6 separate regions of the Mus musculus genome follow, and regions 1, 2, 3, 4 and 5 are each linked to region 6. Evidence: chromatin loops called from intact Hi-C (ENCODE). Cell type or tissue: left cerebral cortex. All regions are shown on one strand. Region 1 overlaps Gm26544 (a long non-coding RNA gene). Region 2 has its middle 8.0 kb from the start of Gm31651. Region 3 has its middle 25 kb from the start of Gm26344. Region 4 overlaps Cdc14a (CDC14 cell division cycle 14A). Region 5 has its middle 26 kb from the start of Extl2. Region 6 holds the start of Gpr88 (G-protein coupled receptor 88).

Region 1 (5,000 bases), 89 kb before region 6:
ATGTGTTTAGGCCTCCCCATGGGCCTGTTTCTCCCATCTCGGAATCTAGGTGAGAACAATTCCCATGCAAGCATGCTGTAAGCTCCAAGCCCTTCCAAACCCTCTTAGGATCATGGGAAAATGATGATACTCTAGGAACACTGCTTAATGCTACTATAGAGACCTGCATAAATGCTGGAAAATCTATGCTCTTCAGTTCCCCAGTCAACTAGACTTGGAAAGGGAAAAATACAAGAGAAAGAAATCCAAAGACTATCAGAAAGATTGCATCCAAAGGATGGCCCTAGAGCTGAGACTTGAAAGATGGTGCTATGTCTACCGGACTTTTGGAGAGAAGCAGCCAGGTGTGCTAGATTGACATCTCCAGGCCACCTGCACTCTCGGGTGTGGGTCTGTGGTTGTGGGGGCTTCTCTATCTAAGTGCTTTCCTCTCTTGCTCTCTTCCCAGAAGCTAGGGAGACACATCCTGCTTCAGAAGTCCTACTCCAAGCAGGGAGCAGAATTGCTCAAAACTGCTTTCTAACTTTTATTTTTTATTTTTGTAATGTGTGTGTAAGAATGCACATATGTGCATGTGTATAAGTGTGGTATATTTGTACCTGTACCTGCACACATAGAGAGGTACCAGGAGAATGTCATGTGTCCTGTGCTGTCATTCAGTCTGTCTAATATGCATCAGCCACAAATGTTTTCAATTTAGGATAGTACACAAATAGAAGAAAACACTGGATTTGTTCATTTACACATTTATTTTACATTTTTAAATATTTTATCCTTTACGTGTGTGTACACGGCAGAGAACAAAGTACGAGGGGTCTCCTGTTTCCAACATGTGAGTCCCAAGATTTGAACTCAAGTTGTCAAACTTGGTGGCAAGTGTCCTTACCCACTGAGCTATCTTACTGGCCTTTCTGTTTTAACGGAGTGGCACACTAATCTATTTTAATTGAATGAACCAGTCTCTGGGTTGAGCTTCCATGCTAGTGAAGACTGAATCTCACAGGTTTTCCGGCCAATGTCAAAAATGCAATAGGATATTTTTAAGGGGTTGCCTTCCTCCTTCAGGCCTAGATTAATCTCTCCATTTCTTAGTAGCCTAATTCAGCATGGGGAAAAAATTAACCTGAATGTCAGAGGAAGGAAAGCACTATCTGTACACACTGTACACACAACGACAGTTTTTCATATGTGTGGAATGTTTGCACACTCGGGCACATCACACACACACACCCAACACACACACATGCACATACCACTAAAAAACAGTAATCAGCCACTTCCAATGTGTGGTCACAATAGATGGCTACTTCATCTTGCTGTAAGTTACCTATCTGTTCAAATGTCCAGAGGCACATAAAATGTGTGTGCCTGTGTGCCTCTTGCCAAGAAAGATGCCACATAAACAACTTCTTAGTGATTTTAACCTTCCTCACAAATATTTCTTGCACAGAGAGTACAGAGGAAGTGACACGATGTCCAAGCAAAATATGCAACAATAGCAAGAAACACACTTGACTGGCTGTCCCCCGAGCCCTCACACAGAGCGTTTGTGGTACTGTTGTCCTTCTTTCTGTCCTCCATGCCTCTGACCCTTTTGTTTTCATTTCCTTATTTTTCTGTCCTTCTTGGCTGTCTCTGCAGCATCCTCTTAGATAATTATTGGGCAAAAGGGAACAGGAACCTATGTTCCTTTTTGTAAGAATAACAGTATCTGGTACAAAAGCCAACAGTCGCTTTTGTAAGAAGAGGCAAGACCAGACTGTAAGCCACAGGCATCGTAACTGGTGCTTCGGTGTAATCCCGTGCTCAGGGTGGCTTTATTGAGGTAAACCGTTAGGGAGGTGCTCAAACAGTAACTTGCTGTCGTCATCCTTTCAGTTTGAATTATGAATTCAGCAGTGTTATCTTTTACACTTTTTTCTTCAAAAGTTAAGGTTTGTATGGTTTGAATTCAAACTTACTTAAGTTTCTTCCTGGACCAGGGTCACCCCTTCCATCCTCCAAAGTGACATGTTCCAGGAGTGTCAGAACTCTGTTTTATCCATTCTGTTGTATGATTGGGAGGAGAGTTGAGCATTTTGCCTCAGATGTGGTAGGTGCTTTGTATTCACACTGCATGTTCAGTTGGTCTTTAAAATTGAACAAATCCATATCTTTGTATAACAGTTATTGAAATGTCCTAAAGTTGGGGCTGGAGAGACGGTTCTGTGGTTAAGAGCACTAGCTGCTCTTCCAGAGGACCATGTTCAATTCCCAGGACCTACATGGCAGCTTAAAACTGTCTATAACTCCAGTTCTAGGTAATCCAATACCCTTAGAGAGAAGGCAAACAAAAAATAAATAAGTCAAAAAATAATCTAAAATAATAATAGCCCTAAATAATATTCCTAAGGTTCAAGACATCCATAGAAAGACAACACTGATTCTGTTGTTTCCTCCCATGACCCATCCAACCATACTGGTCTGACACAAGTGCTTTGAATTATAGCCAAAGCTTATGGTATTTCCACTTCACTTTTCAGCATGTATATTCTTGATTTATCAAGCACACATCTTCCTTGCTGCCGTTTTGCATGGGTGGTAAGTTAACATCCTCATACCTTCGGATGCTCAAACATCCTCTGTCCGTAAAGTTATCTCTCAATTTATGGTAAAAGAAATAGCTAATGGTTGCACCCCAATAACAATGCAAGTATTCTTTGCTGGTTGAGCTAAGCAGTATGCAGGAATTATATTTTTCTCTGATAGCAGCTCACAGGTTTTCCCTTTGCATGGACTTCTGGGATTGGTTAATCCATAATGCCTGCCGAATGCTCACCTATAGTGTCGTTCAAGGGCTTCGTTTTCTTGCCTCTGGAGCGCTTCCTTTTGGGTCTCTCCATCGTTCTGCACAGTTGTCCTTACAGGACTTTCTTCCCTTGGCTACTGTAGCACAGCAAGCTGTCTCACAAGCCTCTCTTTTCTCCTTCCCTTTTCCACAGCTCTCCAAAGCTTTCTAGGACAGAACAAGTGGGAGTTCCACTTTCTGAGATCTTGTCTGTGTAAAGTTTAACTGTTTCTTTATGTGTGATAACAGAGTGTGAACATGTGAAATAAGATGGGAAAAGAACATATGTAACAGCCCAGAGGCAAGAGAGTGGGATATTTTAGATCTGAGAAGGAAGTGTCACAGGTCTGTATTAACCAAACAATAAAATATTGGACCACAGCACTAAATTCTCAAGAAGACAACTTGAAATGAATGCAAAAGAAGTCATTTGAGGCAAACATTAACCCAGAGATTTATAAAAGAAACAGGGCAACTTAGACGAGCCTTCTCTGTGCCATCTTTCTGGGTTAGAGACAATACCATCAGTGATACTCACAGCCTAAACCAAAGTTGTAACAACAGAAAGGTACCGTGAAGAAAAAAAAAAGTGACTCAGAAAGATTCACCTGATGCCTTCCCACACTTTCCACGTGAGACCATGTGACTGCAGCATCATGAGGTAACATCCATGTCTACTGAAGGAGATGTTCATTTGGCTGACTTGGGAGTAGGAACGGGGAGGACTGTGAAGAGGGCCCGAGTCACTATGAGATTACAATGAATGGGAGCCCATCTCTTCCCACTCCTTTCTAAAGCATGGCTGACTTTAATGCCTGGACATCATCATCTGGTTCCCTGAACTCTCTCTGGCTAACGAAGCACACTTGGTACTTATTTTAACTAAAAGGGAAGTTAAATCTTTCCTTTCATGTAAGTCTGCACATGCAGGGTATCTGCCCACACATTCTACCACCTCACTAGTTTATGAGATGTTCGAGTTTCCTTATGTCAGTATACCTAAAGAAAATACCAAAGGCAAATATGTAAAACAATAAATAGCATAGGAAGGAAGTTATCAAAATATAGGAGAAATGCAGGGCATAAATGCAGGATCGATTTAATTGTTTAGTTTTCCTTTTCCTAATATCAAAGGCATAACTAAAGCAAGGTGCTTTGGCTTATATTTGAAAATATAAACAAAAATAAGATTGCAAGGTAAGGCATAGAGGTAGGGAGACTAAAAATCAGCTAAGACAACCGAGGGCTCCTGGAGGAGGAAGAGTCAGGGCTCTTCAGGGATGCAGCCTGTTATGGGTTGCCTGTGCTCAATGGATGGCCCCACCTCTCTGCTGAATATGCCAGACCTAACTGTTCTCAGTGAGTTATAAAGGAGAAAGAAATAAAAAGAGGAGACCATGACATTGAAAGAGGACAGGATGGGTTCTAGGAAAAGCTGAGCAGGGTGGGGTAAATATCAAAATATTTTATGTCCATGTATGACAGTCTCAAAAACTAGACAAAATTAAATTTAAAAAATTCAGCCAAGCCCTCCAGGACAGTGCTCTATGAACTGCAGTATTGAATTAATTGCTGGCATCCTATTAAAAGGGAAATTTTCAATACTCTTGTTACATAACCCTTCATTAGCAGCTTAGAGTCTTGGTGAGCTTTCTGGATAAATGTTTATGTGATAAGAACAGTATCCGACTATTATTCACAGGAGATAATAAAGAGCTGACTAATCCCACATTTAGTGAGGAGAGGGAACACTTCCTCAGCCAGGAAGGCAAAGCTTCATTGGGTGAATTTAACCAGTGATCAGCCAGTTTGCCAAAATGAGGCAAATGATCATAAAACTAGCTTCAAACAATTTACACCCAAAGTTTAAGTGCAAAGACCAGTACTGTTAAGTATTAAAAATTCAAAATATTGAAATATTCTATCCTCAGTATGCTCCACAAATATGCATAAGCGCTACATGCATAGTTTCTGGTGTGTTAATATCATTTATAAGCAGGCTTTGTAGTGAATAACTTCCTTTCTCTCCCATTGGGAAGAAATGGAAATTATAACAGAATATTGGATGGTCATTTTCTTTCAAACTTTAAGTTTTTATCTGATTATTAAAGTAATATACATTGGTTTACCTAATAATCACAAGTGGATAGGAGCAGTAATAAAATCCTCATTA
Region 2 (5,000 bases), 62 kb before region 6:
ATGTTGCAATCTACCATGACGCTAAAGTCATTTAGCTGTGCAGTGTAAAGTGTTCAATTGAATAGAAAAGTGTATATGTGAAATATAGCTACTGGCAAAAAATATTAGAGCCATAAATAGAATACTTCATCTCTGATGCTATCATTGCACTTAAACACTTGTCTTCTCTTGCCTGCATTACTGTGACAGCCCCCTCACTGGTCACTGGTTTAGGCTAACCAAAGATTCTTTCCATGGTCCATTTCTGCAGAGCAGCCACGGCAATTCTTGAAACACAAATTCTGCTCAGAACTCACCCAGGACAGCAAAAGAGATTGCTCAGTGGTTAAGTGTAGCTGCAACTTTTGCAGAGAACCAAGATGTGGTCCCTAGCACCTACATCAGGCAGCCTCTGAAGGCATCTTCACACATGTGATAGACACATCCCCACACACAGAAATAGATATAAAGAAAATATATCTTTAGAAATGATTTCCCAACGCTGAGGATCAAATAATTTAAGATTCCACATGATCTCTCCAACTTGATGCCTACTGTTCTCCACACCTCTTACTCCCACCACAGTGACTTCCTGCGCCTCTTAAAACATGCCTAGTTTATCATAGTTGAAGCTCTCACCATTCTCTCTGGGATGGGCTTCCTCCAGACCACTTGGATCTATTTGTTGCCTTGTCATCATAGAGCTGTTGAGACCTGCCACAAAATGGAGTGGTCCTGGCGCCTTTATACTTTATTACTTTCACTCACTTTGTTTTTATTGTATTCTTTACTACCAGATGCCACTATTTTCTACTCTTTCCATATCTTCCTCTCTTCATATTTCCTCCCCACACCAACCTGTTTTCAGCCAACATTGGTTCCTTTCATAGCTTGGCAGTGTTTGCTCTGTCTTGGTCACACTTGTCACATCCCGAGTTCTCATTTTACTACATCCCTCTTTGACGCTCTAAGAAGACCCACAAATGTCTCAAGCATCTCTCTGATCCAGTCTTCAACACACTTCCAAAACCTCCAGTTGTTTGCCTGCTGCTTAGATGCTAATCTCCTTAGTTTAGCGTATACAGGGCTACAGTATCACTTGCTGTGGAGCCTCATCCTCCACCAAAATGGACTTTCACGCTCTTTGATCTTCTCACTCAACTTAAAATGTTTCCATTCATATTTTCCTCAGTTGCTTCTTGCAAAATATTATTCTTAAATTCCCAATGTAAAGAATATGTATTCTCTTAAGCCTGGTATGTCAAAGCCCAGTTGAAGATGGCCCTTATTCCTCTTACCTTCATAGCAAGTTACTTGAATCACATGACTAAAAATTCATATGTATCAACAATATTTCAATCTGGTAAAAATGAGACCTTTTTCTAAGATGTAATGGTTTTCTTATTTTCAAATATTTACTGCCTTCCTTCCTCACAGAAAGATTGGACCTATCGCCCTTCACAACAGGTGGCTATGTGGCTAGCTTTGATCAATAAATTTGAGCAGAAGTTATATGTGTTCCTTATTACCAAAGCACCGTATCATGAAGCTATTGTGAGGAATTATAACCAAAGATCTAGTCAGTGTCAGGAAACAAAACCAGACACTAGAGTCAGAAGTTTGAAGAAAGCAATGTTATTGTTCTTTTTGCTATGCCTCACAAATAGAAGGCCTGAGCAATGTGTTTAAAAAGCAAATATAAAGAGCAGCCAGTCAATATTATTTGATATGTCTGTCTTAATAAAATCATTTGATGGGCCACATCAGTGGAGGCAAAATGATCCAGGATGAACTACAGTAGGGCTTATGAACTTGTGAGTGGGCATTCACTTTAACTTGATCCCATGGTGAAAGCAATCCTACCCATTGACGCTGGCACCTTCAACGCCTTAATCATTTCTGGTTAGTCATGTGGATTTTCATATGACTAACTGCCCTTGGCAGGCAACTTAAGCAAGTTTATTTCACAGTCAGCAGCCAAGGGCTTCCTATTTTCAGTTTTACCCTCAATGGGAACCAGCCATCCAGCTGAGCATTCAAGACCTGTTCTTTAGAGTTCACTAGGACCAAGAGAACTCAGTCCACAGGCCAGTGGACTGTGTACAAGTCTTCTCAAAACAACCACCTTTAATAACCTGGACCAGAGTTTATAGAGAACAAATTTCCCTCTTTAGCTCTGATACATATCTCTAGGGTGATTTGAGTGTCAAACGCCCTCTTCCTGGGTCCATAAATCATAAACTCAGGATTTACTTAAGTAGCTTAGTCATATGCTAAATATTACAGACAGGAAAGATCTGAGCACCAGAGGATGGGAAGGCCGGGGTGAACTCTTGCCCGGCCTTTCCCCTCATCTAGACTGAGCAACAGAACAAAGTAGTCTACCTGGTTACATGATCGGCAACTCTGAAATTCAGAGACTCTATACAAGTGTACAGATTCCCAAAGTTGTTTTTCTCTGTAAAACACATATCCTGCTCTCACTTGGACAACTTTTACGATGACAGACTGTGAAACTGAGGCCCTTCACTTCAGAATATACCTGCAGGGATTTCTTAAGTAAGCAAGCAGCTTTCGAAACCTCATCTGCTTCTAGCTCAGTCCAAGTGACCCATGCTCTAGTAACATCTTCTGATGATAGCCCCAGTATCAGTGCTTCTGAGTGCCCCTTCCCCTCCTAAATAGAGACGATTCTTTTAAAATAAATAAATAAATAAATAAATAAATAAATAAATAAATAAATAAATAAATTGAACAGGCCAAGCCTGATAAGTCTAGATAGAATCCAAGAGGAGATTAACTTCATGCCCTCCACAGTTTAAACATGGTCATTGTCTGACTTATTGACATAGAAATTGTATGCCATAGTTTTCAGTTATAGGAGAGCCACCTGGCAAGCTGTCACAAGTTGTGTTCATGTGAAAGTCACTCTAGTGGATACAGAATGCAGCCAGTATGTGTTCTCTCCCTAAGGATTCTCACTGAGTTCATTCCGGCTCTTGCTTTGAATATGTCTTCAATAAATTCCATTTACTTGATTTGCTTGTTGAATGTTGTGTTCTCTATGTTTATTGTGTCTCACAGTAATCCAAGAGGCCATGTGTACAACAGCAACAAAATAAAATTATGGACAATTGGAAGGAAGAAAAGTGCCAAGACCTTCAGCATTGCACAGCCATTCTCCAGGTCTGGGCATGTTAAGCAAATGGGACATCTCCATCAGCTAGAAAATATTCCTTCAGGCCATGACAAAGTTGTGAAATTCTAATTACTGGCCCAGATTCTTTCCTGGCTAAGCTCCCATAACTGCCCCCGAGGAGAGCCCACACTGGAAACCAGCTGTCTTATGTTGCCCAGTTTCTCTCTTTGTTCACTAGTTGGAGGGAGAAAAACCAACCAAGCCAGAAACCCACTCAAGCTTCAGATTCTCTTGTACTTAGTTTGACCTCCTCCTTCCTCACAATCTGAGAACGCTGAGGACTAGCAACCACTGCCCCCTATAAAGAGATTTTTATACTCTTTTCACTTTCATTCTGCATTTCAATACTTAAAAGCATAAGACTCGTTGTGTGTTGCTTTGGGGTTTGCAAGGAGGAAAGTAAAGGGCAAAAGATAAGTGACGTTTCAGTGCTAAGAAGTAATCAGCAAAGTGAGAGGTGAGACCTGAGAGCCCCACCCTTCTCCATCTTGCCCTTCCCAGTGGCATCAAGGCCTTGGATGCAACATATAAACATCTGCTGAAAGGATGTTCGATAAGGAAAAGGCAGCTGCTCCACTGTCAACGGAGGAAACAGAAACTCTTGTCTGAAGCAGATCCAGCCTCGGAGGATGTCTTCCTCTAACAATGTTATCCTCGTAATGAGGTGCTGGATTCCTCATACTGAGGAGCCCAGATGTCTTTCTCTGGCTTCATAAGATTAAGTTCTGCACATGCAATTGACTCACAAGGCTAGAAACGTCAATTATTTCATAAGCTCAAACAGAAAGGGAAAAAACGTAATGTGTGTGATCTCCCTCCATGATGAGACAGAGGAAGGAAAATGATCACATGGAGGACTAATGTGTGTGTGTTATTATTTATGCCACGTTTCTGTCGATCCTACCCCATTCCAGTTCTATACTAACCTGATAGGAATGCTGGGCAGAGATTACAGTCTCCATTTTACGTCTGAAAAGTAGAAAGCCCCAAGAGTTGAAAGCTTCAAGCTACAATCTTGACAAGCCCCAGGCCAGAGCCCAGCTCTGCTCTTCCTAGCTGAGAATCAGTATTCCTCACCTGTCAGTCATTAGTTAGCTCTATGGCCTTTAGATTTCTGTATAGAGTGTTACTTTTCTTTAGAGGATATGCACTGTCTTTCCACCTGAAAAAACTCAGAAGACAGGGCTATGTCATATTCTCTGATCCTTTATATCTAAACAAAGTTTCTGTTGAAATGTAGAAACTCCATGATATTTAATAGCATCATATTATTTTAATAGATACTATTTGCTTTTCCAATGTATTAACTGGGTCCCAATTTTACACCTGAACAAGGATGACCTTTCTTTCTTAATGAATGCTACCTCCATTTAGTCTGAGTAAACTTATTTTCTTTGTCTGGAAAGGGTCTTGCTATGTAGCCCAGGCTACAAAGCACAAACTTTGTATCTTTACTCAAGCTCTGGCTTTTAACTTCAATATTTCCTATTCATCATTTACAATGTCCAAGTTGAGTAACTGTCAATTTTTGATCAAAGTGAACAATTAGTTTAAATGTTAAGCTAAAAACAGAGTCATTGCAAAATAACAAACTAGACAAGTAAAGCCAAACAATCCACTTCAGAGAGGATGGATAGCAACTGAAGCAGACAGTATGAGCTGCAACTGCAAGGAACACAGGTACACAGGGCCTTCTGTGGAATGACCACCGAGTGGAGGAGGAGGTGTGGCGACCAGTGGCATGCTGTTCTCAGAGCAGTATGGAAAGGCATCCTCTTTTAACATACGAAGGAACTGAAGAACATCTACTACAGGCTAGACT
Region 3 (5,000 bases), 210 kb before region 6:
TTAATACAAATATAAAATATACATATATTTCAAAGTGTACATTTAAAAAGTTACAGACAGCAAATGCAAAAACTGTCAGGTGGGGTTTTTTTTTAGAACTAAAGTATATTTGCACAACAAAGAAAGAGATCCCTTTTACCATTTTGTTTAGACAGGCAAACTATCTGATCGGCATAAGAAGATAGCTAGTGAAGAGTAAGTGTATGAAAAAACTCTAAGCACCACTAAGAGATCAAAGCTACAGTGAGATATCCTCTCACTCCTGTTAAAATAGTGAGTGACTTGTAATAGCAAACACACACACACACACACACACACACACACACACACCCAAACAAAATAAATGTTAATAAGGAGGAGGCAAGAATACTTTAATCTTAGTACTTTAGTGGTAATCTAATTAATATGGCCATTGTGAAATATATTAAAGCTTCCCTCAAACGAGCTAGAAATAGAGCTGCCACCAGGCATTCTTCTCCTGTCATTGCATGGGTAACTAAAGGAATGAAATCAGTGTATTGAAGAGGTGTAGCTGGTCTGTGCTACTTTGTAGGCTCCTTTTTCTTCTACCCTTCGCCACCCTTTATCCACCCCTTCAACTCCCTAACACTAGACAGGAGAGGGAAAAAAAAGAATAAAGAGGAGAGAGGAAAAGATCCCTGAACCTAATTTCTTCTTTCTTTTTTTGATCACAACTACTAATAACCCTCAACCACCACCACCCCTGAATGACCAACAACCACCATAGCCCACCAACTACCAACCTCACCTCTCAAGGTCCTAGCATTTATATGCCCTCTGAAAAGTTCCCAGAATCCAAATGGCATACCGTTGCAGCAACTGTTTACAGCTGCCCAAATCACACGCCTGCTAAAGCACGAGGCAAATCATAGTCAGCTGTCTGAAGCTACCCTGTATCACATCCCTAGGATTAAACCAAAAACAAATTCTTATAATATTTCTGTGTTTTTTAAAGAAACGAGAATTCCAAAATTGTCACTACAAAGAGTCATCTTCCCTCCCTTGGTTACTGCAATACTCTTCTGCCAAGAGTAGCTAAGCTATGGAATCGTCTCCAGTGTCCAACAGCAGATGAATGAGTAAAGAAAATGTGTTATTATTCATGCTGGGCTACTATTCAGTCACAAAAAGAGTAAAATCTATAACATGCAGCAGCATGGATGGACCTGGAGAGCACTGTGTTGGGTAAATACATCAGACACAGAATGACAGATGTCACTTGCTCTCACTTGCATGTATGTGTGCTAAAATTTAACTTTCTATAGAATAGGACAGTGGTTACCAAGGAGAAGGTTCAGGGAGGAAAGAATGAATGGAGGGTATAGCTAGTTTGAGGTTTCTGGTGGGTGGACTGAATGATTTCTAGTGTTCTGTAGCCCAGTGGGGTAACTGTGGTGGAAAACAGCTAATTGAATATTTCAAAATAGCTAGTAGAGAGGATCTGAATGCTTTCAATACAAAGAGATGGTTAATTACAGAAACAATGGATAGGCTGATTGTCAATCTCTGGTCATTGCATTTTGTTAAAATGTATCAAAATGCCACACTGTGCTTCATAAATATGTACAACTACATGCCAAGTTTAAAAGTACACAACACAGGTGAACATATGTGTGTGTGTAGAGAGAGAGAGAGAGCATGAAAATAACCCAAATTTCTATTATTTATTAAAGGATAAACACAGCTAACTACTGATATTTGCACCAGCAAGACTGAATCTACAAAGCATTAGGTTAAAGAAACGAGGGCAGGCACAAAGAACTACATACCATGACTCCTGCACATGACATTTTAGAACATATGACACTATTAGAACAGAAAGCAAGTCAGTGCTCACCTGGTCCTGAAGATGGACTTGACTACAAATGTGTGCAGGGAAACCATGGGAAATGACCGTTTCTGTATCCTGATTGTGATGGTGGTTATGTAAGCACACATACTGATCGAAAACACATAGCCTCGTACATTCCCAATTGATGGATTTCAGTGTATGCAAAATTCATAAACCTCACTTCAATAAGCTAGGTAAACTCCACAGTCAACCAGCAGGTGTCATGCATTCATTTATGAAAAAAATCAACAGCTCAGAGCAAAATGATTGTTTGCCTAATATTTGTACCTACAGTGATCATCAACATCACATTCAAGACAGATTCAAGAAATGAAAATATCCTAAGTATTCCACCTGCTCTAAGCAACTGTGCTGAATCCATCAAGACAGAGAACAAGATGTGCTTCACTTCACTGTGTCTAATGTCTCGAAGATTGTCAGAAAATGCAGTCACAGCTTTACAAACAGTGTTTGCCCAACCTTGGCAAACTCAGTCCTTTAATGGAGTTTCCTCTCTTTTCTATGTAACCGCCTGATGAGCCTCAGGGAATTCACATGCCATAAACTTTAGCCTGAGCAAAGCAACTCGCATGCTGTTTGGCAACTTCCAGGTAAGTTTCTTCTCTTTTGACTATCGCCCTCAAATGACAAACTGCTGCCAGTTGTCAGTGCTCAATAGCAAGCTGGGTCGCACGGTACCCTCTGCTCAATAGTGTCTGCTGATGGTGGGAAAGTGGGTGATCAGAACTTACGACATTCTTACATCTTAAGACTGGGTGAAAAGTGAAGGGTCCAAAGAATGGTCAGAACAATTGAGAAGCACATGAAGTCACATGGATGTTTGCTTTGGAGGAACACAGGGTGACAGTTGGGACTTACAGACAGAAGTAAGGGCAGGAGTACACAGAAAAAAAACAACTTAAGAGAGTGAAACAGATGCATGGCTCACACAATGAGCCAGAAGGAAGTCTTAACCTTTCTCTGCCAAATACATTTGGAGCGAATTCATTTGGAGATGTCTAGAGACTCCTTAGAATAATGTTTACTTGGATTACATAGAATATTATAAGTTCATAAAAATGATACTTGGAAAAGTGTGTGGCAACTTCAAAATAACATAAAAGTGTATTTATAGATTTAGAATGATTAATATTTGGGGGACTTGTATATGTCATGTCGAACATGTCCAAGTAAGGGAACAATCTGGGAGAGTGGGTTCTATCCTTTAACCGCATAGGTGCTGGAGATCTAAATCAGGTTATCAGGCTGTGGCAAGCGCTTTCACCTGCTGAGACATCTCGCTAAGCCCAACATGGATGGTTTATGTCATAGGTACTGTTACCTTCGGTAGTTTTCATCTTCTTTCCCCTAAATTGACAATTATTGAAACCCTCGATTTAGTTTAGAGAAATTAGAGTTGTAGTTTTTCTTTCTAAACACAGCTTTGTGTTTGATGTATGTACGATTTGAGGAGGCAAAGTTATATACAGACTGTGAGATGGAAGGAAGACAGGATGGTGGGGAAGAGGAACCATGAAGGATGGAAGCCGAAGAAACTTCCTTCTGCAGGAGAGACTTTCCCCCTCTTCACAAAGTTCATGGTGTTCACGTCGTTTTACCTACAAAGCTGCAGTGCCAAGATGCTGCAAGTGGGGCTTTGTTTCCCTAACCCCCAAACCTGAAATTGTCAGTTTTTTAAGCTTGCTTATCTTAAGATCTCTGCAATTTACCCTCTTTCCAAAACTCTACTCTTACTAGCTTAGATGCTTCATTAGCTGCCGGTCACTTACTGCTTACAGTGTGTCAGGTACAACGCAATGTTATAACACGTTGTCTTATTTAATCCTCCAGCCATCCTGAGGGTAAGAGTAATTATGGTTATCATAGATATAGAAACTGAAGGCCAAGAAAGCAAAAACTTGGTTAAGGCCTCAGGACTTTTAAATGACAGAGCCAGGATCAGAGTAACATTCTCTTGACCCCTAAAGCTGTATGCTTTCTCATTTCTCCCAGTTTCTGTTATCCTTGACCTCAAATCTATGCATCTTGTTTCAATATAAGTTCTTTCTCCCAAGAGACAAATCTAATCACTGTACTTGGCTATGTATGGTCTTTCAGCGTTCTTGCACACCTTAATAAGATTATTCTGACTACTGTATGGGATGTGGATTATAGAAGGGTAAAATGGAGCAATTAGGAAGGCTAATAGTGGACAATAATCATGAGGTGACTTGATGTCTTCTGACTTCCCAGAGGGTATTTGGCAAGGAGTGTGGAGATTTTGGTTTTCACAGCTGATGCACTGTGAACACTACTGCCATCTTGGACTCTAAAGAGAAATGATTTAGGTGTTTTAAGTCAGCGTGTTAGTGGTGGAAGCTGTGAGAAGCACTTACTTCAAGTAGATTTGGAAGAAGTTGATAAATTATATGGGATGTGTTGACAGGTTGACTGTGGAGTCCTATTTTATTTTGTTTCATTTTATTTTGCTGTGTAGCCCTGGGCTAAGCTGATCTTAAATTGACTATGCAGCCCAGGCTGGTCTTGAACTTGTAAAGGTTCTCTCGTGTAATGAAATTAGTAGTGTGCTCTCCCATAGCCAGTTTTGACTCCTGCGATTTTGACCTGAACAATGAGATAGACAATAGTAATGGTGACAGTAGTAATGGTGACTGAAGGGAGAAACAGACGACAGTCCTCAGAACATTTTAGTTTTGTGGTTTTGTTTTGTCTTTATTAGAAAATATAGCAACTTTAATAACTTTAAATTTTCTGGGCCTTTGTTCATATACATACCAAAATAGTTTATTTTTAAAAAAAAATTGACTTATATAAGACCCTTAAAGTAAAGGTTGACACTCTTCAACTTTTTTTAAAAAAAGAAAATATTTTTTCTCAGTGACACTTAGTGTAAACTTGGGGACTTTGGGTTTCTTCTTAACAAATATTCTTTGGGGTAATATCAAGTTTGCAAGGAAAAATCTTACAAGATTTACATTCTTTAGTCTTTCCTCTTGATTAACGGCATTCTAAAATTTTCCAAAGTGTTACAAGCTTTGCATTCTTACAGTTTCAGTTGTGAGCCTAGCCTTTAATGGTGAGAGCATCTCTCCAGCCCCACTGTGCACTCTTGTAGTGTTGCAAGTTG
Region 4 (5,000 bases), 76 kb after region 6:
TCCACCTCCACTTGCCCTTAGATCCCTGGGCCTTGGTGGAGGCTGGGGAGTGATAAAAAGGCATCCCACTTAGGACTGAGTGCTCCCAAGTCGCTCACTCTCTGCTCATTGACCACAGTGGATCACTGCTAATTCCCATCTACTGCAAGAGCAAGTGATGCCCACGTGAGCTCACAGAGGCTGTGTCAGTGCTCACCAGAGCTGCACAGGTTCAAGCATCAAGGGTCCCAGCATTGAGACAGGGAAGCAGACACAGGGTTCCAACCCTAACCAAAAAGCCATTTCCTGACAATGGGAAACAGTTTTTCCCAAGAGAGTCTCCCTATTCGTATTAACCACATCCCAGGGCATGCCCCACTCCCAGAAGTTAGTTGACCAACACAAGATGAACCCCATGTCTTTGTGGGCTGGGGAGCTTTTGTTTTGTTTTATTTTATTTTGTTTGGGCTTTTTTTTTTCATCTTATTGGTTTTTTGTTTATTTTGATTTTTGTCTTTTGTTTTCTTGTTTTGAGAGAGACAGAGAACATGTCTCTGGGTGAGTAGGTAGGTAAAGAGGATAGGAAAGGAATTGGGGGGAGGGGAAACATGATAAAAAAAATACTGTATTAAAAAAGTATATAAAAAAGGAAAGCTATGCCCCCCCAGTCAGTTGATCCAAAATATAGCTTATAAATATACAGATATACACAGAACCTTGTCATAATAATACTGACTAGGAAAAGGCCAAATTAATCCCCTAGGGAAAATGCTGATTTTTTGTTTGTTTGTTTGTTTAAATAGGAAACTGAACTTCCTTCAAAAGAGACGATCGGCGTGTCCCATACTAAAGCTTCATTATCACACTCCATAGGCTCCCAGGTTCTGACACATGGCATATGGGAATGGTGGGCCTTGTCCTGCATGTGAGCAAACTCTAACAGCATGGGACCACCACCATGTTACCAGAGTTAGGTCAGAGGCTGGGTCCCAATTGCCCTTCCCCCTACCCCACCTCGAGACACACACACACACACACACACACACACACACACACACACACAGAGCCAAGTACAGCCACCTATCCGCAGTGGTCTAACTAAAGATATATGTGAGAGTAGAAAACAGAAAGGGGGATTCACTCAAGGTGTTGTAGTGAAGAGTGTGACCCCCCTCTTAAGACTTGCAAAGTGACCCGACAAGTTGTCAGTGATATGAAAAAGAGAGAGAGAGAAAGAGAGAGAGATCTCCCTCTAGCTGGCTTCTCCCATCAGGAAAATGCTGAGGAAAATCCATTTTCGTGGGGTTCATAATCTCAACAGCCTGATAGTCAAACGCGGCTGGCACAAGATTCTATTTAGAGTCCTTTCGTTCCCGCCGGGAGGGTTACAATAAAACAAACTTAGAGTGCCAAAGAAACGTTCAGAACAAGCCAGCTCTCTGCCCCAGGAGAGACCAGAAGCAAAGAAGAGAGCAAATGAACACCTTAGTCTAACAACCCAGAGAGAGGACTACTGTCCTGCAAGCCAGGGTCTTCCCCGCACAAAGAAGGGCGAGAGAAGAGCTGCGCCAAAGGTAGATGCAGCCTGGCTTCGGGAACCATCCCTAAATCGGGGGCCATGTGCCGGTCGCTTCCCTGTCTTCCCAGGCTGCTGGGAGAAGAACGCAGCCTGGCATCACTGCTCAGAGCTCACATGTTCAGCAAAGTTCCTCCACCTACTCAGATCTTAAACATAGAAACAAGGGCCTACAAAATGGTATTTTAATTTCTGTCAGAACCAAAGCCACACTGTCTGAATAAGGCAGTTACAGCAGCGCTCCGCACATGAAAAGAACAGTACCATCCCCAACACCTACTGGCCGATTTGCATAACCGTGCAACAAAAAACCGCCTTTGTGGACGCAAAGCCAATGTGAGCAGCGCCACCTCGCGGCACCGTGAAGAGCTGCGAGTGGCATGCTAGAGGCTTCATTCCCAGGAGTGATTCGTCTCCGCGGAAATGAAGATCACCAAACTAGAAAACCCACAGTGGAATCTGAGCTCCTTCCGACTTTAATGTAACGCTCAATTTTAACTGGAAATCTTGCGTTTTGATTTGTTAAAAGCTGGGACCTACACTTGCTCTACCTGACCAGTGCCCACTCCAGAAGCCAGGTATTCACTTGCACAGCAAAGTCTTCCAGTTAATTCTGAGACAACCCACATCGAGTAATGGGTGGGAAGACCCTCTATTCTATGAGGCATAAGACTTAGGGGAGGGGCGGCGCGAGGGTGGAAGAGTAGAGAGACCCGAAAGCCATCGAGAGGAGCTAGGAGGAAAGTCAGTAAACCTGCCAAGCAAGAATGGGGGTCCTGCAGTTAGAGCCAGACACTGTCATGACCCAGATATAATGCAGGTGCCCGTGAATGGGGAGTGTAGAGAGAAGAGAGCCCCTGGGACTCACGGGCCAGTCAGTGTAACCAAAAAGGCAAGCTCCTACTTCAGTGAGAGACCCTGTCTCAAAACTACAAAATTGGAAGACTTGAGTTGTCAAACTCTGGCATACACACGTGTGAACACACAGACACACGTACGCGCATATAGAAACACTAAATGTCAGATGATGGAAGAGTACGAAGAAAAGATGATCAATTCTGAAGGAAGCGTTACTTCCTTCTAGTGGTGTTCAGAGTCAATGCGCCTGGGCTCAGAAGAGTCACAAGTGCATGCCATGACTTGTCCAGAAAGCTGGGCCCCACCACCAAGGCGATTAATCCTTTCTTTAGGGAAGGGATTATTAAAATGGGCTCATGTTCCAACTATCTAGTACAAAAGAAAAACATCCCATTGTATCCTATCACCCGCAGGTCTGGCTCATTATTAGGTGGGTCTGGGCCCGCCCTTTCCCAGCACAGTGGCCGCTGAGAGCTCACACACACCTTTGCAGTGGACCGCGATGGCCCCCTCGGTGTTCTCACAGATGTTCAGGAATCTCCGCACGATGTTATCGCTGGGGGTGCTGCCGTCTATGAAGAACAGGTCATAGTGCTCGAAGCCAGCGTCTGTGAAGCGCTTCGCCTCGTAGATCTTTTTGTTCAATCTCACGATCGTGGTCACGTTGTTCTTTTTGAAGTATGGAAAGTAGGCTTCGGGAGCGTGGAGAGGGTAACCTACAGGCAAACAAGGGACAGTCAGCAGAAAACCACAAGGAGCCATCAAAGTAGCGGCTGACCTAATTGAACACCAGAGGCGACTACAACCTACAAAAATAAAAAAATAAAAATGGCAGCCTCTGGATGACTGGCCAAGAATCCAGAATCCAGGAAGCATAATCTTGGAGACCCCAAACAAAGGCAGTTCCGAAGTACTCAAATGGACAGAGCAGTGCTGGGGTGATTTGGGGCGACATTCCTTCTTGAACAGTATTCTTTAACAGATTCGTTTCAGCTACAGCGAAGGCTTTTTGGAAGCTAGAGGTAGCGTTTCCATCTATAACACCACTCCCCGTGAAGCAGGGTGGTGATTAATTATCATATGCAATGTCCGAGTCACACCTTGTAAGCTTTCTCAAAACCATCTCCTTAAAATAACAGCTGGGAACTGTGGGATGGAGGTCCAAGGGTGCCACTGGACAAGAGAAATATGATCAAGGGCCCTAGTGCACAGCATGTTGCCTATAGTTAAAAACAGCGTGCGGGACTGGATCCATGTGTTAAATTTGACGGTCGCTTCATAGTATATACATAATTTTAATCAATCATATGTGTAGCATAAACATATGCATGTCCAATAAAAATATTAGTATTTCAAAGTAAAGTTAAGAGAGTAACTTTTGGTAGACCCTTTCTTGACAGTGGGGGGAGACAATCTCCACGTGTCCTGGCATGTCCCCCAGCAAGCAAGCATTCTTGTTACTGATCTACTCTTGGCCGGTCATCCAAAGTGACCACGGGAATTTGGGTCACTGAAAACCTTGCCTTGCAGCCCAGGGGTTAAGAGGACTAATTTCCTAACACACCAGTTACCACCAATCACTCATTCAGGATTCACCCATTCAGGGTTCGCCAGCTGCTGGCAGATTCCTGGCAGCCCAGGCAAGTGAAGTGACCTCATTCACAGGGATCACGTGCTCCGGAGTATGACCCCGAGGGGATCACGTGCTCTGGAGAAAGAATGACCCCGAGGGATCATGTGCTCCGGAGTATGACCCCGAGGGGATCACGTGCTCTGGAGAAAGAATGACCCCGAGGGATCATGTGCTCCGGAGTATGACCCCGAGGGGATCACGTGCTCTGGAGAAAGAATGACACCCCCCCCCCCAGATCACGTGCTCCGGAGTGAACCAGAGGGTCTCCATACTATGCTCTTGGCTGCACCCCTGCTCACCCTGTCATTTTTAAAAATTTTCTCTCAGCTCCAAGCCAGGCTTCCAACTCAGTCTTTGTAATTCTGGGTCCACCTACTACTCCATGCAGACTACCCTTCTAGCATACTTCCGTTTGCTCTCAAAGTAGGAGAGATGGCAAGACAACCAAAGGAAACCTTTCTTCCCGTCTGTCAGCACTTCAGCCAGAGCTCCCATCTCGGCTTGGCATGCCTTGAACCGGCCAGATGTCTTCCCTGACAGCAGAGTCTCTGGTGCATTCCCTTCAGAGCCCTGAGGACCAGCAGAGGCTCTTCCTCCACGGGCCTCCGTCCTCCCAACTCCCCTTTGTTTCTTTCATCCCTCAGCCTCAAAGGAACCCACTACCTTCTCCATCGCCCTCTGCATCCTTCGTTGCTGTCTTTCTTCTTAGTCTCACTGTAGCAAACTCCCTGTACTAAATTTCCTCTGAATGCCTAACATCAAGAACTCTGATGACAGATGCTGTTGGAGACGTGTGGAAAGTGGAACTTTTATTCAATGTAGGTGGGGTGCAAGCTAGTACAGCCATTGTGGAAATCCTCATGGAGATTACTCAAAACATTAAAAACAAATGGACCGTAGGACTTAGCGTACCACTCACTATATCCAAAGGACTCCTATCACAAAGATACCTAC
Region 5 (5,000 bases), 220 kb before region 6:
CCATTTGTTAGGTCATTTGGTTATTACTTATCTACATGGCATGACTTCTCACCTGTAAGTTCCATGCTAGTGTGACAATGCCTATGGGGATGCAAACTCGAGGGAAAATGTGCTTGTCTGATAACACGTCCAGTGTGTGAGGCTGTGAGCATGGCTCCATCAGAAAGCCACAGACATCTCCTGTGATGGCTTTTTCGGACTGATTCCTCTCCTCTGGTCCACATTCATCTTCCATTCTTACATTGAAGAAATGCAGAAGACAGCTTGCTTTTCTGAGAAGGACTTGGGGGAAAAAAAGCATATTTCGGATGTGCCAGATAGAAGCATTACATAATACTCTCTGTATTCAAATAGCATATCTTGAATCTGAGAAAGCTGGCAAAAATGTATTGGAGAAAGCTAAATATAAATTTTAAAGCATGTTTGCATGCATAAGGGTGTGTTTGTTTGTTTGTTTGTTTGTTTGTTTGTTTGTTTAAATCACAAGCAATACACATCTAGTAAAGGCTATCAGAATGGGAACATTCTTTTTTCTTTTTTTTTTTCTAGAATCTTCCAGGTATCCAAGTATTTTAACTTATTTTTTTCTCACCTTCCTCATGAAAGAAAGGAGCAAACAAAATGATTAGCAAAATTTCTTTCCAATTGTAAAGTTTGATGACCCTAAAGCAGGATGTTGAATCAGTTGTTCTTAAAAGGTAGCAAGCATGGATTGAACATGTAGTTAAGTTAGTGGGATGCTCTCCTGAGATGCACAAGTCCACAGGTTCAGTCCCCAGCACAGCATATGCTGTGACGCATGTGGGGCACACACTTTAGACTCAACAGAAAGTGGAGACAGGAGGACCAAGTCATTCTTGGCTACAGGGCAAGTTTGAGGCTGCCCTGGGCTACTTGGAGCCCTGTCTTCAACAAAAACAGTAGCATCCATGTCTTACTTTTGGGCAAAAGAAAATTCTACCCTGCAACATCCCCATCTTGAAACTCGGTGCTCTCACTTACAGCCTAGGCTCAACTGTCCAGAGCAGAGCGTCGGAGCAAATTCTGATGTAAACACGGCTGTGTAGCCTAGTGTTGGAGGATGGATCACCATCCGACAAGTATGCTGGGAGCGGTTATCTCTGAGGACACTCACTCCTTTTTTTTTTTAAACAAAACAAAACAACCAGTTGTTTTATTGAGAAAATAGAGGAGATGCCTCCATCTTTTCCAGGTGATCCCTATCAGAAGTGGGAGGTGGCAATGTGGCATGCTTTCCACAGGGGAAAATAGTCTGGGCAGGCCCCAGAAAAGTAGGGGTGTCAGTGGGGGAGGGCTGAGTGGGACCTGAAAGGCAGGGGGTGAGTGGTAAAGATGCTAGCTGCTGAAAGAAAGTGTATAGAAAAGAGGTACACTTCCCAAGGCCTAGAGCTGCCTCCTTCCAATTCTTCATAAATAAAATTTCACAGTAATAGAAGAATGCCTACATCTAGGTCTCAACCGGCCAGTTTCAGGCCGGGAGTCAGTATTGGTGAGGTGCCAAGGGTGAGACCTGGCTTGGGCTGTGCTCAGGGGTCACTGTGCCCTGGGGGGCCAAGAGCACTGCTTTTGTGCCCTGTGACGGGGCAACACCCACTCCTTAACAACATTTCTCTTATAGCAGTGGTTCTCCACCTATAGGTCACAACCCCTTTGGGGAGTTGAAAGTTCTTTTCACAGGGGTCACCTATGACCATAGGAAACCACAGACATTTATATTACAATTACAGTAGCAGAATTACAGTTATAAAGTTGCAATGAAAATAATTTTATGTTTGGGGGTCACTACAAGGTGAAGAACTGTATTAAAGGGGTGTGACATTAGGAAGGTTGACAACCGCTGGTTTATAAGGTGCATATGGAAAGTTGCCACAGGCTAGCAAGAACCATAAATTTCTACTTACAGCCATTGATGTGCCAAACCCAGAATGCAAATTTGAGTTGCGAAGACTAAAGTCCTACTTACGAAACACAATTTTTAGGAATTAACTTTCTTACCAGCAGATGTCACTGCAGCCTAATAGACTGATTTCTGTCACTTTAGCTCCCTTCCAGTAAACTTAGCAAATCTTTTACCTTAGCGGTGTCCCTGATTTTCCCTAAGAATGTCTTCTGCAGTGAAGTTAAAGAGAGACTAAGTTAGGGAGAGTGAGTTGACTCAGCCAGGAAAGGTGATTGCCACTAAGCCTGGGACCTGAGTTCAAACCCTGAAATCTACATACTGGAAGCAGGAGACGGACTACCTAAACTTGTTCATTGACCAATACCTGTATGCCATGCCATGTTCATGGCCCGCCCCATGATTAATTAATTAATTAATTAGTATGTTATTAAGTTATGTGAATCCTGGCCTAGGTTGATCATATTAAATAAACTTATATCACCCATTAACATATTTTATGTAACAATGAGGTTTCTCAGTTAAACCAAAGGCATGATTTTAAACACAGAATTGTACTGTGCAATAAATTATCAGAATAACTCACTATTTCAAAACTCAGCCATCCCAAATAGTAGGAATAAAAATTCATTTATCTCTGGCAAGTATAGCTCTTGTATAATAATAATAGTAATAGTTGTAGTAATAATGATAATAATACAATAGGAAATAATAAAATAATAATCTAACAAATAATAAGACTTAAATCATGTACTATTGCTCTTTAGAATGCAGCCTTTTGCTTTTAGCCAAAGTTTTTTTTTTTTTTTTTTTGAAGTAAAAGCAAAATATAATTTTTATTAGATATTTTCTTTTTTCTTTTTTTTTTTCCATTTTTTATTAGGTATTTAACTCATTTACATTTCCAATGCTATACCAAAAGTCCCCCATATCCACCCACCCCCACTCCCCTGCCCACCCACTCCCCCTTTTTGGCCCTGGTATTCCCCTGTACTGGGGCATATAAAGTTTGCAAGTCCAATGGGCCTCTCTTTCCAGTGATGGCCGACTAGGCCATCTTTTGATATATATGCAGCTAGAGTCAAGAGCTCCGGGGTACTGGTTAGCTCATAATGTTGTTCCACCTATAGGGTTGCAGATCCCTTTAGCTCCTTGGCTACTTTCTCTAGCTCCTCCATTGGGAGCCCTATGATCTATCCATTAGCTGACTGTGAGCATCCACTTCTGTGTTTGCTGGGCCCCGGCATAGTCTCACAAGAGACAGCTACATCTGCGTCCTTTCAATAAAATCTTGCTAGTGTATGCAATGGTGTCAGCGTTTGGATGCTGATTATGGGGTGGATCCCTGGCTATGGCAGTCTCTACATGGTCCATCCTTTCATCTCAGCTCCAAACTCCGTCTCTGTAACTCCTTCCATGGGTGTTTTGTTTCCAAATCTAAGGAGGGGCATAGTGTCCACACTTCAGTCTTCATTCTCCTTGAGTTTCATGTGTTTAGCAAATTATATCTTATATCTTGGGTATCCTAGGTTTGGGGCTAATATCCACTTATCAGTGAATACATATTGTGTGAGTTTCTTTGTGAATGTGTTACCTCACTCAGGATGATGCCCTCCAGGTCCATCCATTTGGCTAGGAATTTCATAAATTCATTCTTTTTAATAGCTGAGTAGTACTCCATTGTGTAGATGTACCACATTTTCTGTATCCATTCCTCTGTTGAGGGGCATCTAGGTTCTTTCCAGCTTCTGGCTATTATAAATAAGGCTGCTATGAACATAGTGGAGCATGTGTCCTTCTTACCTGTTGGGGCATCTTCTGGATATATGCCCAGGAGAGGTATTGCTGGATCCTCCGGTAGTACTATGTCCAGTTTTCTGAGGAACCGCCAGACTGATTTCCAGAGTGGTTGTACAAGCCTGCACTCCCACCAACAATGGAGGAGTGTTCCTCTTTCTCCACATCCTCGCCAGCATCTGCTGTCACCTGAATTTTTGATCTTAGCCATTCTGACTGGTGTGAGGTGGAATCTCAGGGTTGTTTTGATTTGCATTTCCCTGATGATTAAGGATGTTGAACATTTTTTCAAGTGCTTCTCTGCCATTCGGTATTCCTCAGGTGAGAATTCTTTGTTCAGTTCTGAGCCCCATTTTTTAATGGGGTTATTTGATTTTCTGAAGTCCACCTTCTTGAGTTATTTATATATGTTGGATATTAGTCCCCTATCTGATTTAGGATAGGTAAAGATCCTTTCCCAATCTGTTGGTGGTCTTTTTGTCTTATTGACGGTGTCTTTTGCCTTGCAGAAACTTTGGAGTTTCATTAGGTCCCATTAGCCAAAGTTTTATTATTCAAAATAAACACGTATTAACTGACAATTTCATAAATGTATGCGGTGTATTTGATAATAGTCACCCCTTCACATTCCTCTCTCTTCTCCCCTTTCTCGATATCTTTGGAACCCTTTCTTCCCCCCTCTTTCTTCTTGGCCTTTTTAAAAGACGATCCACTGAATTTAATTAGAATCGCTTGTATGTGTATGATCAGCAGCTATACCACTGAAGAAAATGGCTCCCCTTCCCCTGGCAGACATTAATTACCAATAACCCCTCAGCTGGAGGTGAGACCTCATGAACTCTAGTCCCAACTCAGAAAAAAGCTCTAAATTTCAACAGCAGGAGTATCACCTCTTATGTGCTGACCCTCAGGCTACACTTACCCCTAATGCTACAAGCTGGTACTACAGATGCTAGGACCATCCGCACCGGGAGGGAACAGTGACTGATGTGCATAGAAGTAATTGTGTGTGATAAAATTTGTGCAGCAAGTCACACCACTGGCTTCATGGCTGTACTCTTCCTTTGATGTAACAGCTTGTTTTTTAAGTGTTAATTCAGGACACTCTTAAGAAAATCTCTTCTTACTTTTTAGTGTTAGGTGAAATTAAAGAGATATTCATCCAAAGAATTCCACAATAATGATATGAAATAGGGAAGTACACTGATATAGGGATAACATTAGGTGTATGGAGGGGGAAATTACTTTTATAAAGCAAAACTCAGTGTTTTTATAAAGTGAATCA
Region 6 (5,000 bases):
TAGGCCTCCTGTTACTTTCTTCCCTGTTTAATTTTACAAAACGATTTCAGTGTTTTTGTTTTTGTTTTTTGTACATTGTAAATGCATCTATACATTTAGGAAATCAAAGATGAAGACTGCAAACCTCAACTGATACATTGGAGAACAGAGTCCCATTCGAAATATTCTCCTTCTGCATAACTGTCTGCCTGATTCCATCTTCAACAGACATGATACTAATAATAAATGTTTTTGTAATATATATGAACAACATAAAACAGTGTTACTTCCTAACGTGTGGCTTGTTTAACCCCTAAAACGCACAGGTAACTTGATGGAGCCAATCTGAATTTTATCACCCTGACCATTGGTTTCATTTGGGAGATAAAGTCCCCAAATGGGAGTTTTCTCATAAGCCAGGTCAAGACAAGAACTCTAGGGAGCCACGGGTTCATCTACATCTCTTTTCAGATGATTAAAAGACCTTTTCTTCTGGTGTCTGGAAGAAGTAAAATGTCCTTGTCTAATGGGTATTGCTTTGTGTACCACATGCCCAGTAAGTTCTAACATCTAGGAGCATGCAATGGCAGCTAACATTAGCTATGCAATTATGGTATTAGTGTTTAATTATGTCATGTGCATTGAGATATTTTAAAGAGACTACAGGAGTCATTCCCCTTAGCAACCATTATAGTACAGAATGTTCAAAGCTGCAATCACACTCAGAGGCAAATAAATCAGTTACAAATGTGGGTAGCAAGAAGTGTGCATGCTTCAGAATATGTGAAAGTGCTACCCAAAATAGATAGCTCCCCCTGTTTTTGCTTTTAAAATTCCATTTCTGGTTTCTGACCAATCCAAAACTTGACATTTTTTCGCTTTAACACTCGACGGTAGCTTTCCACCTTAGAAATAAATAGAGAGGAGAGTAAAATAATAAATTTGGTTTGTTTCCTCACTGGCTGAGAGTCAATCTCATTTCAAAAATGACTCAATAAAAAAAGCCCTTTTAAGAATAAAGGGCCTGAGGTCTCAGTGGCAACTCACGACGGTGTACACACCTGTGGTTTCACTCTTCCAGGTCAATATACAAAGACTAAACTCTAACAGAAGAAAGTGTGGTTAGGATACTATCTACACACAGTCTCTTCATCAACGGTATTCCCTTTGGCTCATGCACACACACACTCAAGGCGCTTCGTATATAAGACGGTGGAGGTTGGAAGGGTTGTACGTTATGATATGAAAGCTCTTTTTCAAAAGCAAACTTGAAATAAATTAACTGGTTCTCTAAAAATGCCAGTTTACAAGTCCTTGCAGTCTGAGTGTCTGGATGGACCCACGGGTGTCTTTAAAACACAGAAACAAAAGGGTAAACGTCAATGGCCGCACACAATTGGGACTCCCTTTAGGGGAAGACCTTGGTTCTGGTATTGCACTGGGGAGGAAGGCAAAATGTTCTCCACTGGGATCTTCCCTGGGGCTGGGGATAGCTTACAAAAGAAGGAGGCAGTGCGGCAGGTGGCTTAGGAAGCCTCTCCAAGCAAGGTGTGTTACCAGTGCTGGCCAGCCGCCCGGGTACCCAGTTGCGCCTGGGACATGGCTGGCACCGCGGTGGCGGCCGCGGCGGCCGCAGCCGCGTCCCCGACGCCCGGCAGGACAGATCGCACGGATCTGCGGAACTCCTCGTTCCTCCACGTGTAGAGCAGCGGGTTGAGCGCCGACAGGGCGCAGCACAGGAGCCAGCTGGCCGCCTGCACGCCCCAGGGCACCGGGAGGGAGAAGCCACTGGCCAGGCTCACCCACACCAGCGGCTGCGTGGCCAGCAGGAAGACGCAGCAGAGCAGCAGCACCGACAAGCCGCTGAGACGCCGCTGCGCCCGGCGAGGCTGCAGAGCGGCCGGCAGGGGTTGAGGCTGCGCGGGATGCGCGGCGCCTCCCGGACCCGGCGCGTGCGGGGCGGCGGGGAAGGCGGCGGCGGCGGCGGCGCAGCCGGGTAGCTGGTGCAGCAGGTGGAAGTTGAGCACGCTGACCCGCTTGACGCTGACGCGCACGCGGCGCACGATGCCCAGGTAGCAGTGCAACAGCAGCGCCGTCTGCGCAAGCAGCGCTCCCGCCGCCAGGAGCGCGGGGTAGTGGACTTGCGGTGGCTCGGCTCCGGGCTTAGGAGCCCAGGGCGGGAGCAGCAGCACCAGACCCAAGGCGAGCGCCCAGGACAGTGCCAGCATGCCCACCGTGTGGCGCCGTTGGTAGAGCACCTGGTAGGTGGCAGGCGCCCTGGTGATGAGCAGGTAGCGGTTCAGCGCCACGAGGCAATGGGACAGAAGGGACACAGTGAGCCCGAGGCCCAACAACCCGCCCCGGAGCAGGCGGTAGCTGCCTCCGCCACCGTCCCAGTCCCCCGGGGGCTCCGCGGAGCCCGAGGGCAGGAGCCCCAGCACCGCCTCCTGTGGCATCCAGAGGGCGCAGACGCTGAGATCCGCGGCGCAGCCATTCACGATGAAGGCGTTGCTGGTGGTCTGCAGCTTTCGGAAGGACGACACGAGATAGATGACCATACCGTTGGCCAGCGTGCCCCCGATGGCCAGGCCCGAGTACAGGAGAGACACCGGGATCCGCCGGCCCGCCCACGATTCTTCTTCCTCGCAGAGCAGCAGCAGCGATCCCCCGGTAGTGGTGGAGGTCGAAGTGGAGGAGGAGTTGGTCATTCTGGCCAACTCTTCACACCTCGCGCCCTAGCGTTGGCTTCGTGTAGCGTGGCCCATCCTGGCACTTGCCTGCTGGGAGGGCAAAAACATTTCTTCAGCCCGCTGTCACCGACACAAAAGGCTGAAGCCGAATAATGGGCTGGAGGAGGGGGAGAAGGGAGGGAGGTGAAAAAGAACAGGAGAACGGGGGTGGCAGATGACAGGTGCCTGCCTCAGAAATGTCTCCGATGACAGAGAAGGTCCGCTTTACACTCAGCAAGCAGCAGGGAAGCCCTAAGGTCATATCCACACCTAGGACAGTTTCCCCAAACACACACACACACACACACACACACACACACACACACACACACACGAGTTGGGAATGTGTGTTGCCAGCCGGAGCTCTCTTTACCGAGAGAAAGTAGATATCTCCTAGCTGGGAAAAACGCCAAAGAGAGGGAGTAGAGGTACCTTGATTTGGGGCCAGTCCTTAGCTGGTGATAGCAGAGGGAGAGATGCCAGGAAATACCTCCTCGGCAGCAGCATCTGTGGTCCAGAAGTCAACAGGAGAAACTGAGCTGGGACCCGTGCCAGGAGCAAGCGCCTTGCTTCTCCCGTGCAGCATCCCCACACATGGTCCCAGGCAGGAGCCAACAGCTGTGGGGAGTCTCCTCAGCTGGCAGTAGAATTGGAGAAAGTCAAGCGGTAGGCTGCAAGCCCAGAAGGGTGGGCAGGCAGGCAGCAGCAGCGAAGATGCCTGGCTACAAGAGCAGAAGAAACTGAGCTGGAGAGGAGCGCACCCTGTGCTCCAAGCAAGAGCGCTGGCTGATGTGGCAAACCCACTTGGAGCCTCTCCTGCTCAGTTATCCATCACCCAGGGAGAAGACAGCCTTTCCCTGCTTCATGAATTATTCAGTAACTGCTAACTTGTAAAAGAGAAAAATACCTTTTTCAGAGAATCCTGTGGTTAACAAATCTCTCTCTCTCTCTCTCTCTCTCTCTCTCTCTCTCTCTCTCTCTCCATTCTGTCTCATTTTTCACTCTGCCTGATTTTTTTTTCTTTCCTTCCTTTTTTTCCTCTCCTTTAAATGTTAGAGTAAAATTTCATCTCCATCTGAATCATCCTGGAGGTAAGACTTCTTTTCTCAGAGATAAATATACCCCAGTACAATTTCAGAGAAAATTACCTTACATTTGAATTGAAATTCAGCCACATACACACACACACACACACACACACACACACACACACCCTTGGCAAAGTGGGACATGAGTAATTAGCTACAGAAAATATGCGAGCCTTAGCTCAAATCATAATTTCAATTCCTTTTCCCATCGCTAGACACCTCTCCTCTTGGCTTGTGTTTCGGCGGGATGAGAGAAGTGTGAGTACCATAGTCAGGCGATCTAAAGATGGAGTCCATCGTCCAGCTAGACAATGGAACACCAGTTAGCAATGAAGAGGAATCATCTGTCAAGACATAAAACACCTAAGGAAACCGGAAATGCTTGTTATTAAGCAAAAGAAGCATCTGAAAAGGCTGCGCACTGCCCAAGCCCAACTGTATTCCATACTGGGAAACGTAAAACTGCAGGGACCACCAGCTGTCGGGAGGGGGGGGGGGGGGGCTAGGGACCGGGAGGTGGAATACAGGGCAGGGAAACTACTCTGGATGGTACTCTGATGGTGGAAAACATCACTGTACGTTTGTCCAAACCTACTAGATAAACACCCAGAGAACCTGTGTGTAAATTATGGGGTCAATGTAAACGTGTCAGGATGCTTCATCGATTGTGACAAATGAGCCAATGTAATGGAAGATATGACAACTGGGAAGTTGTGTGTGTGCTGAGTAGGAACTGTGTGGTGATCCCTCTCCTCCTCCTCCTCCTTCTTCCTCTCTCTCTCTCTCTCTCTCTCTCTCTCTCTCTCTCTCTCTCTCTCTTTCTCTCTGAACCTGCACGGCTTTTGCTAGGCTGGCTGGCCACTGATCTCCAAGAATCTTCTGTTCCTGCTCTCCCAGAGCTGGGATTACTGATATGTGCCACCATGCCTGGCTTTTTATGTGCGCACTTTGGATCTGAACTCAGGACTGATACTTGTTTGTCAGGCACTTTACTGCACCCTGTCCCCAGAACACACTCAGCAACTTTTATTCAGGCCTGCTGTGATTATTAAACTAAAGTTTAAAGCCTATTTTTGAATAGTGGGTGTTGGGGAAAAGCAATTTCCCTGAAGACTCCATAGGATGAATGAGAAGGACCTCTGAGCTTTTCATGATATGGGATGTCATGGAGACTCACACTCAGGACTCAAATCTGCTTTGGTAC

The links. Peaks named below come from ENCODE experiments on the same cell type or tissue, not always from the same donor. Only the 100,000 strongest peaks of a DNase experiment are listed, where the experiment ranks them.
Region 1: a loop joins it to region 6, with 5 times the contacts of the local background. A loop is called at or near these places in 3 of 42 quality-filtered maps.
Region 2: it touches region 6 in a loop (4-fold over the local background); 3 of 42 quality-filtered maps call a loop at or near these places.
Region 3: it touches region 6 in a loop (4-fold over the local background); 12 of 42 quality-filtered maps call a loop at or near these places.
Region 4: a loop joins it to region 6, with 8 times the contacts of the local background. A loop is called at or near these places in 8 of 42 quality-filtered maps.
Region 5: a loop joins it to region 6, with 8 times the contacts of the local background. A loop is called at or near these places in 10 of 42 quality-filtered maps.

Annotation. Positions count from the first base shown.
Region 1 is chr3:116,160,748-116,165,747 of GRCm38, forward strand. It overlaps Gm26544 (a long non-coding RNA gene), which reads left to right. Exons shown (of 6, transcript XR_375975.2): 3 at 1-49; 4 at 1,983-2,092; 5 at 2,523-2,580; 6 at 2,982-5,000. Among named protein-coding and RNA genes, the nearest start is that of Gm26544, 13 kb to the left of the region's middle. In left cerebral cortex, no CTCF peak of the experiment used is centred here; DNase peaks (open chromatin) are centred at 2,999 and 3,642; H3K27ac peaks cover 224 bases.
Region 2 is chr3:116,187,648-116,192,647 of GRCm38, forward strand. No RefSeq gene overlaps it. Among named protein-coding and RNA genes, the nearest start is that of Gm31651, 8.0 kb to the right of the region's middle. In left cerebral cortex, no CTCF peak of the experiment used is centred here; DNase peaks (open chromatin) are centred at 1,959, 3,299 and 3,793.
Region 3 is chr3:116,038,905-116,043,904 of GRCm38, forward strand. No RefSeq gene overlaps it. Among named protein-coding and RNA genes, the nearest start is that of Gm26344, 25 kb to the right of the region's middle. In left cerebral cortex, a CTCF peak has its summit at 2,076; a DNase peak (open chromatin) is centred at 2,072.
Region 4 is chr3:116,325,581-116,330,580 of GRCm38, forward strand. It overlaps Cdc14a (CDC14 cell division cycle 14A), which reads right to left. Exons shown (of 16, transcript NM_001080818.2): 9 at 2,899-3,129. Among named protein-coding and RNA genes, the nearest start is that of Gm46839, 70 kb to the left of the region's middle. In left cerebral cortex, a CTCF peak has its summit at 1,906 (motif pointing left); DNase peaks (open chromatin) are centred at 1,000, 1,832 and 4,017; H3K4me3 peaks cover 547 bases; H3K27ac peaks cover 698 bases.
Region 5 is chr3:116,031,851-116,036,850 of GRCm38, forward strand. No RefSeq gene overlaps it. Among named protein-coding and RNA genes, the nearest start is that of Extl2, 26 kb to the left of the region's middle. In left cerebral cortex, a CTCF peak has its summit at 2,027 (motif pointing right); DNase peaks (open chromatin) are centred at 199 and 2,040; H3K27ac peaks cover 627 bases.
Region 6 is chr3:116,249,974-116,254,973 of GRCm38, forward strand. Gpr88 (G-protein coupled receptor 88) reads right to left here and starts at 3,511. Exons shown (of 2, transcript NM_022427.2): 1 at 3,141-3,511; 2 at 1-2,759. The coding sequence starts at 2,687. The coding sequence ends at 1,533. In left cerebral cortex, a CTCF peak has its summit at 2,442; DNase peaks (open chromatin) are centred at 684, 1,223, 1,809, 2,066 and 3 more places; H3K4me3 peaks cover 3,233 bases; H3K27ac peaks cover 2,521 bases.